Linked DNA regions of Homo sapiens: region 1 is linked to region 2. A link is a contact called in ENCODE Hi-C or POLR2A ChIA-PET data. All regions are on one chromosome and are shown on one strand. Each heading gives the region's core, a stretch centred on a gene start or an enhancer-like site at or near the end of the contact. The rest is flanking DNA. Distances are from core to core; before and after follow the strand shown. Region 1 overlaps RERE (arginine-glutamic acid dipeptide repeats). Region 2 overlaps RERE (arginine-glutamic acid dipeptide repeats).

Region 1 (4,468 bases), core at 1,869-4,368, 120 kb after region 2:
CTGAGTCTACCTAACAACAAAGCTCTCAAATGTGAAACACCTGAACCTGAGTCTACCTAACAACAAAGCTCTTCCTGCCTGTTACAGGATGAGTTTGTCCTTCCCAAAATTCGTATGTTGAAGTCTTTACTCCCAATAGCTCAGAATGTGACCTTATTAAAGAACAGGTAAGGCCAGGCACAGTGGCTCATGCCCGTAATCTCAACACTTTGAGATGCTGAGGCAAGACTCCTGGCTTGAGTCCAGGAGTTCAAGACCAGCCTAGACAACAAAACAAGATCCCTTCTCTAAAAAAAAATTAGAAACTAGCTGGGCACAGTGCCGTGCACCTGTAGTTCCAGCTACTTGAGAGGCTGAGGCAGGAGGACCACTTGAGCTCGGGAGTTCAAGGCTTCAGTAAGCCGTGTTCATGTCACTGCACTGTTGTCTGGACAACAGAGTGAGACCCTTCCCCGCCACTCAAAAAAAAACAAACAAACAAAAAAAAAACAGGGTCATCATTGCCAATGTAACTAAAATAAGGACACATGAAAATATAATTACACTGTAGGTGTGATTAGTTAACATTAAGTAAGGTGAGCCCTAATCCAATATGACTGGCATCCTTACAAAAAGGAAAAATGTAGATAGACACAGAGATATGTACACAAAGAGAATGCTATGAAAGATCACCACTACGCTGCCACAAAGCAGCAAACTACTGTAAGCAAGGACAGAGGCTTGAAACAGATCCTTCCCTGGTGCCTTCAGAGGTAACATGAGGCTGGGTGGAGTGGCTCATGCCTGAAATCCCAGCACTTTGGGAGGCCAAGGTGGGCGGATAGTGTGAGCCAAGGAGTTCAAGATCAGCCTGGGCAACATGGCAAAACCTTGTCTCTACAAAAAATACAATTAGCCAGGCATGGTAATGCATGCCTATAGTCCCTGCTACTCAGGAGATTGAGGCTGCAGTGAGCAATGATCATGCCATAGCACACCATCCTGGGCGACCCTGTCTCAAAAAGAAATGAAAAAGAGGTAACACGACCCTGCCAACACCTTGCTGTTGGATGTGTGGCCTCCAGAACTGTAAGACAACATACCTCTGTTGTTTAAGCCACTCCATTTGTTATACAGCCACAGCATCCCTAACATACTAACACACAGCCACATTGTGTTTCCTCCCAAATAAGATTAACGTTGATTAAATAACATTAAAGATGATTGTGCAGATAGGCAACTAGGTCACAGAGGGTCTACAGTGCCAGGTTCTGGGAACAAACCTGCTGGTGAACAGGGAATACACTGAAAAGCTTTAAGCAGATTAATAATAGGTCTAATAAGTGCAACTGAATTTGTCACATGTCGGAAAAAAAACATTAAGCTCTGCCTAAAGATGCCTTTATGCTATGTTACACAAAAATATTCTTGCCATTATCAATAAAACTACCCCACCACAAAATATGAATGTTTCAAGAAGACACCTTCATTTGCATGTCACATCTATTAATACCTAAAATTCTTCTAAATATTGAGATGTAGATAAAAAGTTACAGATCAAATGAGCTTCTATTTAAAATATGTATGTGTGTGTGTGTGTGTGTGTGTGTGTGTGTGTGTGTCCCCTGGAACACCAAATACCACATCTTGGTTTTGTTTTATTTTGGGAAGGAAATGTTTGTCTGAGTAATTAATTGCCTTACAGAAGCTTTCGATGATTCAGAGAACTAAGGATGTGACACCACTTGCAGCCTCCACAGACCTCAGTGAAGACGCAGTAGCTAAATGTTAGGACCATTTGTTAAAATATCGGGGACTCCCTCCCCACTTTAAACAGTAACTTGATTGAATGGAAATTTTCCATTTAGAAAATAGTTGCATGTTATCTTTACTTTTTCTTTTAAGGCAAACTTTTACTGAAGTGTAATACATATACAGAGAAGTGCAAAATGCAGTAAATTTTCACAGAACAAGTCCATGTAACCAGTACCATAAAACGTAACATGGCCAGAACCTGGGGGTCCCCTTAATGTTCTGTTCCCTGTACCCATAGGGCAATCTCTCTCCTGACTTCAAACACCAAAGATTAGTTGTGGCTGTTTTAAAATTTTCTATAAAAGGAATTATACAGTATTATGCTCTTCTGTGTCCACTCAACATCATGTTTCATGTTGAAATCATTTACCTGTTTTTGCGATGGGGTCTCACTCTGTAACCCAGGCTGCAGTGCAGTGGTGCAATCACTGCTCACTGCAGCCTCAACCTTCCATGCTTAAGGGATCCTCCCACCTCAGCCTCCCAAGTAGCTGGGACTACAGGAGCACACCACCAAGCCCGGCTAACTTTTGTATTTTGAGTAGAGACAAGGTTTCGCCATGTTGCCCAAGCTGGTCTTGAACTCCTGGGCTCAATCTACCTACCTACCTCCACCTCCCAAAGTTCTGGAATTACAGACGTGAGCCACTGCACCTGACCTATAGTCATTTACTTTAAATAGGTTTTAGAAATAACGTATATTCCATTTTTATTCAAACTAGATCCTCAGGTTTCATTTTGCCTAGTTTGAATTTTTTCCAGCTTAAATTCCATTTGCATCAAAAGAAAATAACACTTAAGTGATCAAAGTAAACAATTCTAGTTTCCAGGGCATTTTTCCTCAAAATTGTCAAATAAAATGGTCAAATATTTTGCATCACCTAAGATTTCACAAACCACAAACTTATATACATAAATACATGTTTTGCACTATGTTCATGAAAGTAGAAGGAACACATATTCTAGGACTATAGGGTAAATAGGACAATCAAACAAAATTATCAGTTAATATGACAAAATGTTAAAAAATTAATACATACTTTTGAAAAAAAAAATACATTTCATTATCCAAATAGCAAGCAATACCAATATGCCAAAATAAAAAAAAAAATCTCACAATAATATGAAGTTAGTTTTTTAACCAGTTCTACCTACACCAGAAATAAAGGAATCAAATTTCCTAGAACCTAACTGAAAACAGTAGAAAGAAATTAATATGCCACCTACAGCAAACTCCAGAAATCAATATCCTATGCTAAAGAAGCCCAGAAGGAAAATCTGGCTGCACACAGCTGTGTAATAAATCAATTTGTTACCGTGACAGTCATCTCAAAACAGGAGTAATGGCTGACAGACAACAAAGAAGTTAGATCTGACTCAAGGACAATATACAATAGAGCCCCACAAGGTTTTTGTTTTGGTTTTATTTTTAAACAAGTCTGTTAAATCATTCATTGGGAAGTAATACAAAACAGACTTCCAGAAGTCTTATTCTAATTTTAACATCATCAATGAGTCAATAATTTTTTTTAATGTTTCTAGAAATTTCTTTATTCAACAAATATTATGGAATACAGGCTGGGCGCGGTGGCTCTCACCTGTAATCCCAGCAGTTTGGGAGGCCGAGGTGGGCAGATCACTTGAGGTCAGGAGTTCGAGACCAGCCTGGCCAACATGGTGAAACCCTGACTCTACTAAAAACACAAAAATTAGCCGGGCGTGGTGTCACACGCCTGTAATCCCAGCTACTCTCGAAGATGAGGCAGGAGAATCACTTGAACCCAGGAGGCGGAGGTTGCAGTGAGCTGAGATTGCACCACTGCACTCCAGCCTGCATGACAGGGCAAGACTCCGTCTCAAAAAAAAAAAAAAAAATGTATATATATTATGGAATACACACTATGTGTACACTATTGTCAGTAGATGGCAGGAATTCAATGATGAGTGGGGGAAAATAAGAATTGCTGTTTTTTTGGAGAAGGGAGACTTATTAATCCTAATAAAATTATTACTGTTCTAAGTGCTAGAAGAAAAGATACAAAAAAGGCTATAACAGTATTTATTAAGGAAATGTATTTGACTAACCTGGGAGAAAGGCAGTGACACTGGGGTGGCAGAGCTTAAGAAAAGATAAGAATTAAGTGTGTTACCGAGACGAGAAGAGCAAGTGCAAAGGCCCCGAGGCAGGCGGGAACATGGGCAGTGTAAGTAACAAAATCTATTATGCTGAGCTCCTAAGGACAAAATTAAGGTAATCCCAGAGTTTAGCAGCAAAGGTGAAAAAGACCTGGTTGTGACAACGCATGAGATTAAACCGTAGTGATAAATTCTAAATAATATTTAATTTCTCCATAAGATCACATGCTTCTAAACACTAAACAATTTAAATATAGCTTGGGACAGAAAAGTATGATTATATGAAAGCCTACCTTTATCCTCAAAGTATCCCTGCTATGCTCATTCTCAGTGACATTTCGAGAGGTCCCTATAATTTATACTTATTCTGAGTAGTAAAACCAATTCAGAGATGTAGAAAGCAATAAATATTTGAAAAATCTTAATTTGTGCTTTATATCCCATAGAAATAAATGAGTATTAAAGATCTATTCACTTGGAAGCGGTGGTTCACGTCTGTAATCCCAGCACTTTGGGAGGCCAAGGTGGGTGGATCACC
Region 2 (4,432 bases), core at 1,173-3,672:
GCCTGTAATCCTGGCACTTTGGGAGGCCAAGGCAGCATGGATTGCTTGAGGCCAGAAGTTTAAGACCAACCTGGGCAACAAGGTGAAATCCCTTCTCTACAGAAAATACAAAAAATTAGCCAGGTGTGGTGGCGCCCACCTGTAGTCCCAGCTATGTGGGAGGCTGAGGCAGGAGAATCACCTTAGCCTAGGGAGGTCCCCAGGGAGGTCAAGGCTGCAGTGAGCTGAGATCACACCACTGCACTCCATCCAGCCTGGGTGACAGCGTGAGAACCTATCTCAAAAAGAAAAAGAAAAAAAAGTGACATGTCAATTAAACACAATCAAGTTCATTCTAGCTTTCAACCAAAGACAGACTGCAAAACTTATGTTGACAGAGGAACGCTTTAAATGTGAGGCTCCCTCAGATTCGAATTCGAGATTCTATTACAATGATAAGAACAACTAATAAGATATTAACTTTGTGAACTTCTCTATTTTTTGAAACATCTACTTGCTACATTCCCAACATTTCCTGATATTCTCAAGTGCAACAGAAGCAGAACCATAAGCCAAAATGAAACAAACTAGCATCTTTTCCATGTTCAAGCTACACAGACCAAAGACTTCATCAACCACCAGAGTAACTTCCCATGTGCTGTTCCCTCACCTCCTCCACCAGACAAGCACAGAAGCCCTGAAGCAAGCCTTTAGCATTCCAAAAAATATTTTTCCCAGACAGGATAATATAGAAGAAATACATACCACACTCATTAGAGTTACTTTATTGGATTTGAAACATAGACAAATTCGACTCTTAACAACAGAATATCCACAGATCACAGTCAGCAACCACAAGTCTTCACCATCAAATAGATGGCGGCATCCAAGCTCCATAAATACAGATTTGTACTAGGCCCACACAGGCCAGCCACACCAGTGGCAGGAACCTGATCCAGAGCTGATTCGGCTGTGAGCACAGCTTCCTGTTCACATTTTTATTTGTTAACTGTAAAGAAAGTTTCAGAAGAGGTAAAGATCTAGAACAGAAAGGCAATATTCTCCTGACTCAAACAATGAGTTTGTTCCTTGAGCATGAAATGTGAGTCCTGCCCAGATCCCACAAGTGCATGACAGAAAGTGGTGCAGTGTCCAGTTCCTCTCGTCTATTGAAGGGATACTTTTATTAAAAGAAGCAGGAAGGAAGAGCAATGGTGCTTTTAAACAGAGTAAAATAAGGCGAGTTCCAGAAGCAACATTATATGGTATGGGGTACCTCCCCAAAACTCCCCAGTGCAATGCCCAAATAAATATGGTCACAATGGGAAGAAAGCCCTCACATGGGTAAAAAAATTGATCACAAAAATAATAAACGCACACCCTAAATTATCCTTCTACAATTCATCTCCTTAGTTGCAATCCCAAAATTGAATCTGTAAGAATACAGATTATACTTCAGTAATATTTTCAGTGACTAGAATTCACCAACATTAGCCTTCCTAAAAACTTTCCACTAAAATCAAGGGCCTCCCTGGAAAGAGTTGACCATGCAACACTCCAAATTCACACTACACCACTAAGAGCTTACACAAGGAATTTCTCCTTGTATCAATGCATAGTAAATTTCTTCTCCTTCCTATGAGGGTTTTTCAGTTGCACATTCTTCTATATTGTATGCTTTCTTCCATCCTCACAAATGCACAAAATTTAGGTGGCATTCAAATTTTTTCTAACCTTTATCAGAAGAAAAAGGAGTGGAAACAAAAAGGAGCAAACAGTATAATTCAAAAACTTCATTTAATATCTACTTGGGTAAGAATTCAATTTGTCCTAAATCTTATTCTGACTGGCTCCCTAAATAAACCACAGTGAAAGCCATCTGTCTGAACCTGCTCTGCAACAGGACACCCCAAAAGCACAACTTCCCCTGGGTAGAAGAAACTAGTGTCTGGCTATCAAGCAGTGGGTACGAAATGAGGCCTTGTCAATGACTGCCTTCTCAGCACCAACTACTCTTTTTACTCCATTTAAGAGAATAGAATTCCAAGTCACATGACAACATACACATATGCAAAAAATGCTATCCGATTCTAAAACAGATACAAAAATAAACAAAATACCTAAACTTCAATTTCTAACACAAAAGTCAATGCATACTTTTTTTAATTGCCAAAGAATTTTCCATAAGCTCTAAAAGGAAGATGAGTCTGCTTCCTTTTGAAGGCAAGAGACTAAGTAAAAACTGATGTGACATAACCTTTCATTTTTAAAAAAATCAATTTTAAGGTGTTATTGTTGCAATCATAATTCACAACTGTTCCCTGAATATGTCAGACTTCAGAAAAAGATCACAAAAATTATAATTTGCTCTGGCAAACAGGCTCTCAATCAAAACAAGGTTCCACCCACCTTCAAAGCAACCAATAGAAGCCCACCTACCATCCTTCCTAAAACATCCAAACAGAGCTGCTCTGCGGCCCAGGCATTCCATACTAGCCACAAGGCAAGGGGGCGGCCTGCAGGCTTGCTCTGCAGGTCTTGAAGGCAAACAAGCTTGGCAACACACACCCAGCACGACTGAGGTTAAGATTATACTACGAGCCGAAGAGGTAAGGGGAAGAGGACAGGGACAGAGGGACCCGCAAAGCTTCACATTCTATATCTGCTGAATGCCTCTCCGGTAGTCCCCATTCTTAGTTCTGATTTTACGCTTCACAATACCACCTACATGGCCAGCTAGGGCTGAATTAAAGGCTCTCAGGAACATGCACTATGAATGATGAAATGATTCATAAACACCTTCAGAAGTGAGAAAGAGCAGCAAAACCCATCACTGTTTCGGTGAGGCCAGGGGAAGATAGCCTACCTGCAGGGGCTGAATGGATCATCCATGACTAACACGGGCTCTGGTGAGTCTAGCTGGATTCCTGAACCTTTACTTTCTGCTAAAACTCTGCCCTTTTCTACACTAACAACTCAAAATGGAGGCACATGCAGTCTCAGAGACCTCATAGAGCTTTCACTGAGCTTGTGCTATGACCTAAGCCTTCACGCAGAACGCAGAAACTTCCCCTCACTCTGACAGGACTGAGCATGTGCTGTGACCCTCCCTCATCCACACACTGTCTCTCCACGACGCAATCAATCTCAACCCTGCTGTTTCCGTAAATAAAGCCCAGCCAACAGACTCTGCAGCTTCTCCCTGCACACCAAGCTAGTGTGCAGGGAAGTGGGGCCTTAGAAAGGGGATCCAAGACAGCCAACAGCAGGGAACTGAGCAAGCCCAGCCATGGAGAGGCTTCAGTTAAATGCCCTGCTCTGTCAGGAACTCAGCAAGCCAAGCCACGGAGGAGCGTCAGTTAAATGCTCTCTGCTCTGTCAGCACAACAGCAAGTTTTGTCTTTTTTTTTTTTTTTTTAAGGTAAATGGTGATTTTAAAAAGCAAGATCACCAAGAAATAGAATCAAAAGACAGATATGAATGACTACACACAAGATCAACTAATAGAAATACTGCAACACATTTAAAAACATAGTAGTAGCTACTTAAGAGAAGCAACTTCACAAATTTCTTTTTGAAACTCTAAACATTTTGAAAAAGACCAAACAATCCGGGTAAAGTTATGGAGTGCTTGGCCTTGTCACACAGGTACAGACACAGTGTAGATGGTATTGTGAGCAGGGTAGCTAAAGAAAACTGTATTTTCTGCAAACAGCTTAATCTTCCTTAGATAAGAAACTAAAAATAATAAATAAAACATTCCCCAAATAATAAATTAAAACATTTCCTAAAGTAATACTAGCCCAATCAAGTCTAGCTTGAAGAATCTAATTCTAACAATTAGAAAGACAGGAAGGTTCAAGATTCAACATCGTGCCACAAACACATGAACATCCAAAAATCTCATTTGAGGTCCTGATTCAAAATACTAAGGCAGATCCATATAAGAAATCCTAGCTTTGGATGTGCAGGCTTAGTTTCCACTTACAAACTAAGAGGTGATTCTATAGATTATTAATCAGTTACAAAAAGAAAAAGAAATGGAAGACCATGAACCTCGCCAAAATTATAAAGGACAAGATAGGGCAGGAAAGGGCAGTGCCAATTCTGTTTCCCAGAAATGTAATGGAATGTCAGGAAATTAAAGCCTGTTGAAAAGAACACACAGTGTCCTCAAGATTCCTACAGTGAATGCAGAATCAATTCCATTTCCATAGCACTCCCGTTTATGCTATGAAATAAACTAAATTCTGAAACTATGATTCAATAAACTCTTATCCTGCCGATAATGTAATTTAGAAAATACAAGAAATGCCAAGTACACTTAAATACGTTTTCCTTTGACCTAACACATGAAACAAGTATCTACAGGCTGGAAGAACATTTTCCCTTATTGGTATGTGAGACAACATATTCCCAAAACTGCTGTTACTACCAACAGTCTAGAGAAAAA

Evidence for each region. A loop is a pair of places that touch in the nucleus more often than their neighbours do. ChIA-PET counts read pairs that join two places held with the same protein, here RNA polymerase II (POLR2A). Pooled maps may share reads with other maps.
Region 1: a pooled map shows a loop between it and region 2 (4-fold over the local background). The contact joins two enhancer-like sites. A Hi-C loop is called at or near these places in 1 of 37 single-sample maps with no recorded cell type and 6 of 50 pooled maps. POLR2A ChIA-PET finds 5 or more read pairs at or near these places in 5 of 52 experiments (B cell, HEK293T, T-cell and 1 more).

What each region holds. Positions count from the first base shown.
Region 1 is chr1:8,646,078-8,650,545 of GRCh38, forward strand. The region is part of intron 2 of RERE (arginine-glutamic acid dipeptide repeats); the gene reads right to left. Among named protein-coding and RNA genes, the nearest start is that of SNORD128, 150 kb to the left of the region's middle. Within about 2 kb of position 3,119, at least 2 of the 41 ENCODE cell types and tissues checked have a DNase peak (open chromatin) inside an H3K27ac peak, as active enhancers do.
Region 2 is chr1:8,522,914-8,527,345 of GRCh38, forward strand. All of the region lies in intron 7 of RERE (arginine-glutamic acid dipeptide repeats), which reads right to left. Among named protein-coding and RNA genes, the nearest start is that of SNORD128, 30 kb to the left of the region's middle. RefSeq lists a silencer at 2,337-2,631 and an enhancer at 2,448-2,497. Within about 2 kb of position 2,423, at least 38 of the 41 ENCODE cell types and tissues checked have a DNase peak (open chromatin) inside an H3K27ac peak, as active enhancers do.